Linked DNA regions of Homo sapiens: region 2 is linked to region 1. The links are chromatin loops, found by intact Hi-C in ENCODE. Cell type or tissue: ovary. All regions are shown on one strand.

Region 1 (2,500 bases):
TGTAAATGTAAGCTTCTGGAGGTTGCCTCAGTAAGGCCAATGCACTACTGAGGAATGATAAGAAAAATGCCAGTAAGTGGTTTCCATGAGGTCATTATTTTTATTGAATCATAAAATATTGAGCAGTTCTGTTTTATTTTTAAAAACAGAAACTCAAGAGATGAAGTAGAAACAAGCCAAGTGAAGTTTGTTAGTTCCATTAAAATATTACCTGCCAGAGGAAAGAATGTACTATAATTGTCATCTATGCTCAATGCATACTAAATACCACCTACATGTGACCAGCGGTTTATATTCTTTTCAACTTCTCTGCTGCCATCTTAACCATTTCAGGGAAATAAGCTGTAGAAAGTCAAATTAGGGCTTAAAGAAACGAGACTTGGCCTCAAAGATAAATAGTATCATTGCCCTGATTTCATTGTTTCAAATATAAGATTTTATTTTGAGACGAAAGTTTAATTAGGCAGAGGTGGATCACTAAATTCTTTGACTTCAGAATCATACTTTCTGCAAGATTTCACCTGTGAAATTCACTGCCTTTAATTACTGCCTCACGTTAAAAGAGAGAATCTTTCTTCTGAATGGCTAATAATGTTATTATAAGAGGTAATTACAGAGCAGTTATCTGTGGTCAGTAACACCAACGTATGTAGATGGCAATATTCTGGTTTTTGAACTTTGAAGGCAATTTGTTAGGGAAACACTTTCTTCCCCAAACAATGTTGATGTTTTGGATTTGTTGGTCTTTTCTGATCTTCTTTTTTTTTTCTTTTTAAGAAGGAAAAAAAGAAGCATTTAGAAATCAGTCCTTTACTGGATGAATTTCTTCACTTCCCAGAAAGCAAGAAAACAATTGTTTCCTGTAATTGGACAGTTTGATTGGAGGCAGGTGGTGCTGAGCTGAGGAAACTGGAGCCACAAAGCCAATTTTGGCTTCAAGCACATTCCCTTTAGTTCTAAGTTCCAGCAGTACAACATGTAAATTGGCTTCACAAAAGCCGATTATAAATTTAGTTCCCGTTTCTCTAACAAGCACCTTATCGGCGATGAAGAGTTTTGGCAAATGGGGACAGCGTACAGATCAGACGCGGTTAGAAAGCTGCCCTGAGATACCCCAGCACTAATTCCTTGAACATGTTCTTGCTACCACAAAGCAGAAATTTATGAGCGATCCCGGGAGCCATCGTGTGTCATCGTTTTAAACTATGGTGATTTCTTCTTTTTTCAGGTTAACTGGCCTTTGCGTTGCTCGTGCTGCATTATCTTGAGTTAATATTTGCCCTCCATATTTTCAAGTAACAGGCCAAGTCAACTTGGCGTTGCGGATTGCAAACATCAGCCCTGAGTATGGCCCAAACTTCAAGGTCTGGGAAATAAATGGGAGCCGTTTATTATTCCCTGCTGCCTTCACCCCGTCTCTGAGCCCTCTCCTTTCTCTTCCCATGTGCTGGTTCATGCATTTTTACCCCTTGCAGGGCAGCTGAGAAGCAATATTCCTCTTTTACAGATGGAGAAGCTGAGCCCCACAGAGGTTAACTGCTTTGGCCAATGTCACACAGTCAGTCAGGAGCAGAGAAGTAATGGGCCCAAGTGCCAGCTTCCCAGTCGTGTTCCAACTTCGTGTTGGAACTGCTCCAACTTCGTGTTAATTAATTTCCTCCCTACTGTAAATCCATAAATTAAAATAGCCATTTATAAGAGACATGGGGGTTTCTAATAAATGGAGGCACATTCTTGGAGGAAAGGCAGGGGGAAATTTATCTGGTAATTTCTATCCAGTTATTGTCTTTATATACTCTCTATATTAAATCAGTGACTGTAAAGGTCCAGCATGTTTTATAATTAACTTCTGACCATGCTTAAATTTTTAGAAATGTTAATCTAATGTCTAGGTGAGATTTGAGCTTCTTATTATTGTTAGAACTTGGAAATAACCTTTTCTGATCCCAAATAGATTAATGGCTGAAATGATAACTTTGTTCTCAGATAAATTTCACCGGTCAGTCTGCCTTTCTGTACAGAATTATTTTACAAAAACACATTGCAGAGTTCGCTGAGTGCCTCGGAACTGCAACACTCTTGTTTTTCAAGGCGATTACATCCAAGGAAATGCCACTACATTTTCCTCTCCAAGCCAGTGGATACCTGCAGTTCAAAACGTTGACTTTGCTGAGAGTCCCAGAATCTAAACACTGGAGGTCAGGTGAATTGAGGTCTTCTAGAGTGACGAGGACACTTTTGCTTTTAATCGTTGGCTAAAGATATTCTCTACAGACATGCGAGTCTGAAAGGGAGATGATTTCCTTTTTTTTTTTTTTTGGGGGGACGGAGTCTCACTCTGCCGCCCAGGCTGGAGTGCAGTGGCGCGATCTCGGCTCACTGCAAGCTCCGCCTTCCGGGTTCATGCCATTCTCCTGCCTCAGCCTCCCAAGTAGCTGGGACCACAGGCACCCGCCACCACGCCCAGCTAATTTTTTTGTATTTTTAGTAGAGATGGGGT
Region 2 (2,500 bases), 170 kb after region 1:
CGGGGCTGGCAGAGAACAGATGGGACCTGGGAGGGGATGCCCGATGCAGCCTCAGAGGAAGCCTTGGCCGCCTGGGTGAGAATCCTGCCCTCTTCTGACAACTGCAGGGCTGCCCTGTGGTTCGGCCCAGAACAGTGGCAGGAGCCCCACTCACGAGAAGGGTGTTCCTCTGGCCTCATTTGTGTGGAATAGACTGGCTATGAGGATACCAAAAGATCCCGAACGCTCAACTGTGGCCCTGACGGCAGAGCTGACAGCTGCTCCGGTGCCAAAGTGTCTCTTAGGTCCAATTCTACTTACCCATAACTGCAGGGCCACAAGTCACTCTATAAATTGTGCCCCACAGTGGCCAGGCATCAGGCGTGGCTCATATCTTGTAATCCCAGCACTTTGGGAGGCTAAGGTGAGAGGATCACTTGAGGCCAGCAATTCGAGGCTGCAGTGAGCCGTGATCATGACTGCACTCCACCCTGGACAACACAGCAACATCTCCAAAAAGATATTTAAATGGTGTCCACAGATAAGTGTTGAGACAACAGGGCACGGTCAGCTCTATCTGCTGTCAGGACGACGTCGCGTGTTATTTACGCCTGGTTGGAACACGTCAGGGGGAATATCTTAACACATCAGATGCGTGTACTGGGCATGGGACCGTCTACCTGTGGGACCTTGCCCCCAGGTTCCCTGAGAGGTGCCAGGCTGGGGACCTCATCCAGTTCTATCTCTCTCAGTGTGGCACAGGCCTCAGTGAGTGGACATGGGGTGCACATTTCCCCTTCAGGAACTGTACAAAAATTGAAGAAAAGGAACCACACACCCCAAATTCAAAGAAAGCCTCCAACAATTGGAGTTGGAGGCGTTCTCCAAACCCCTTCCCCACTTCCTGACAGCCCCCTGTCAGCCTTGAAGAAGAGGAAGGAACAGGCCAACCTTGGGGACCCCGCCTGCCCCCAGGGTTGAGCAAGGCTCTGAGGGCACTGCTCCTGGAGACCAGGGCTGCCCCAGGGGCAGGGGCAGGGCAGAGCACCACCCTCGTCAGCAGCCTGTGGCCTTGGCCCGTCCTGTCATCACTCCGGACCTCTATTTCTCAACCGTAATTTTAAAAAAACAGGACACCGTGGCCTGTTTAGGGCTTCTTTTTGGCAATAACATTTAAGTCTGGAACATGACAAGCTCCATCTCCTGGTCTGATAAAACAGCAAGTACCACCCCCAGAATTCTGGACAACGTCCACCCCTCGGGCCCTGGACTTTCACCTGCACCCTGGCTGCTGAGCAGGCCTCTGGCATCATCTCCCAACCCAGTCATGTGTGGCTCCAGGCCTCTGAGCCCAGGCAGGCTCAGCCACCCTTAGCTGGAGGCCCCGACTAACACACAGTTCCCTCTTCTTCTGCAGGCCAGCCCCAGCCTCATCCCTGTGGTTGGTTGATATTGGTTTTAAGCTATGGGTGACAAACTCTCTGTTCTCTGAGTGTGCCTTCAGGACATGATGTCACCCTCGTTGAAGTCTGAATGCCCAGGAAAGGCTGCCTGAGGGGTTGGACTGGATTGTCGTCCACCTGCCCATCTGCAGAGCTGCCAGGGCTCACCCGCTTGGGCAGGAGCACAGTCCCTGGAGAGCTGGTCAGAGCAGACCATGGGCTGTCCCCAGAGGCTTGAATCCCACCGCTCAGGCTGGGGCTGGAGCGTCCACATTGCTGACGGGTTCCCCAGTGGTCTGGACGTCCTGGACCGCACTCAAAAATTGCCGCCCTCAAGCATCCGGGAGACAGGTGGTTCTGGCTCCTGGACACTGCTCCACCTGCCACGTCTGGGATAAAAGCCCCCTGCTCTGGGCCATCACAGTGGCGCTGTTGAAGGAGATCACAGAAAGCAGCCAGTCCAGCCCAGTACAGGCCAGGCTCCAGGGAAGAAGAACAGGCAGGGGCATCCAGCCCAGGGGAGCAGGGACGGTTTCAAAGGAAGTGATATCTGAGGCTTCAAGGACAGAGAAGGGTCAGCCAAGCAGCGAAGGGGAGGGTAATGGTGTTCCCAGGAGAGGAGCGGGCAGGAGTAAACATCCACCCAGGGCTGTCCTGGGAACAGCAGGTGTGTGTGGCTCCACACAGATGGCTGGAGCATCATGGGAGAGGAGCAAGAGATGGAAGCTGAGGCTGGACAGTGGGCTGGCTGGACCCTGACAGGCTTCAGGCCGGTCGTGGAGTCTGGACATCAGCGTGCAGCTGCTGTCAGCAGACGGGGCTGGCAGGGCTCACAGAGGCAGGGCTGACATCCAGTCTCAGGCCAGGGCCAGAGTGACTGTCCACAGGGAAGAGGGGACAGCCCCAGGTATCTGGGATAGAAGGAGGAGGGCAAGTAGGGAAGAAAATTCAGAACTCACATTTTTTTTTTTTCCTGAAACAAACTCGAAAAAGGTACTGTCGGTTAAAAAACAAACAACAAAATAAAAAACAAATAACAAAAGAAAACTCTGACCCTGTGGGTACCACACTTTTTTTTT

The links. A loop is a pair of places that touch in the nucleus more often than their neighbours do. Peaks named below come from ENCODE experiments on the same cell type or tissue, not always from the same donor. Only the 100,000 strongest peaks of a DNase experiment are listed, where the experiment ranks them.
Region 2: it touches region 1 in a loop (2.2-fold over the local background); 4 of 110 quality-filtered maps call a loop at or near these places.

Annotation. Positions count from the first base shown.
Region 1 is chr2:8,490,541-8,493,040 of GRCh38, forward strand. No RefSeq gene overlaps it. Among named protein-coding and RNA genes, the nearest start is that of LINC01814, 92 kb to the right of the region's middle. In ovary, no CTCF peak of the experiment used is centred here; DNase peaks (open chromatin) are centred at 901 and 1,181; H3K27ac peaks cover 1,632 bases.
Region 2 is chr2:8,658,192-8,660,691 of GRCh38, forward strand. No RefSeq gene overlaps it. Among named protein-coding and RNA genes, the nearest start is that of ID2-AS1, 22 kb to the right of the region's middle. In ovary, no CTCF peak of the experiment used is centred here; a DNase peak (open chromatin) is centred at 1,312.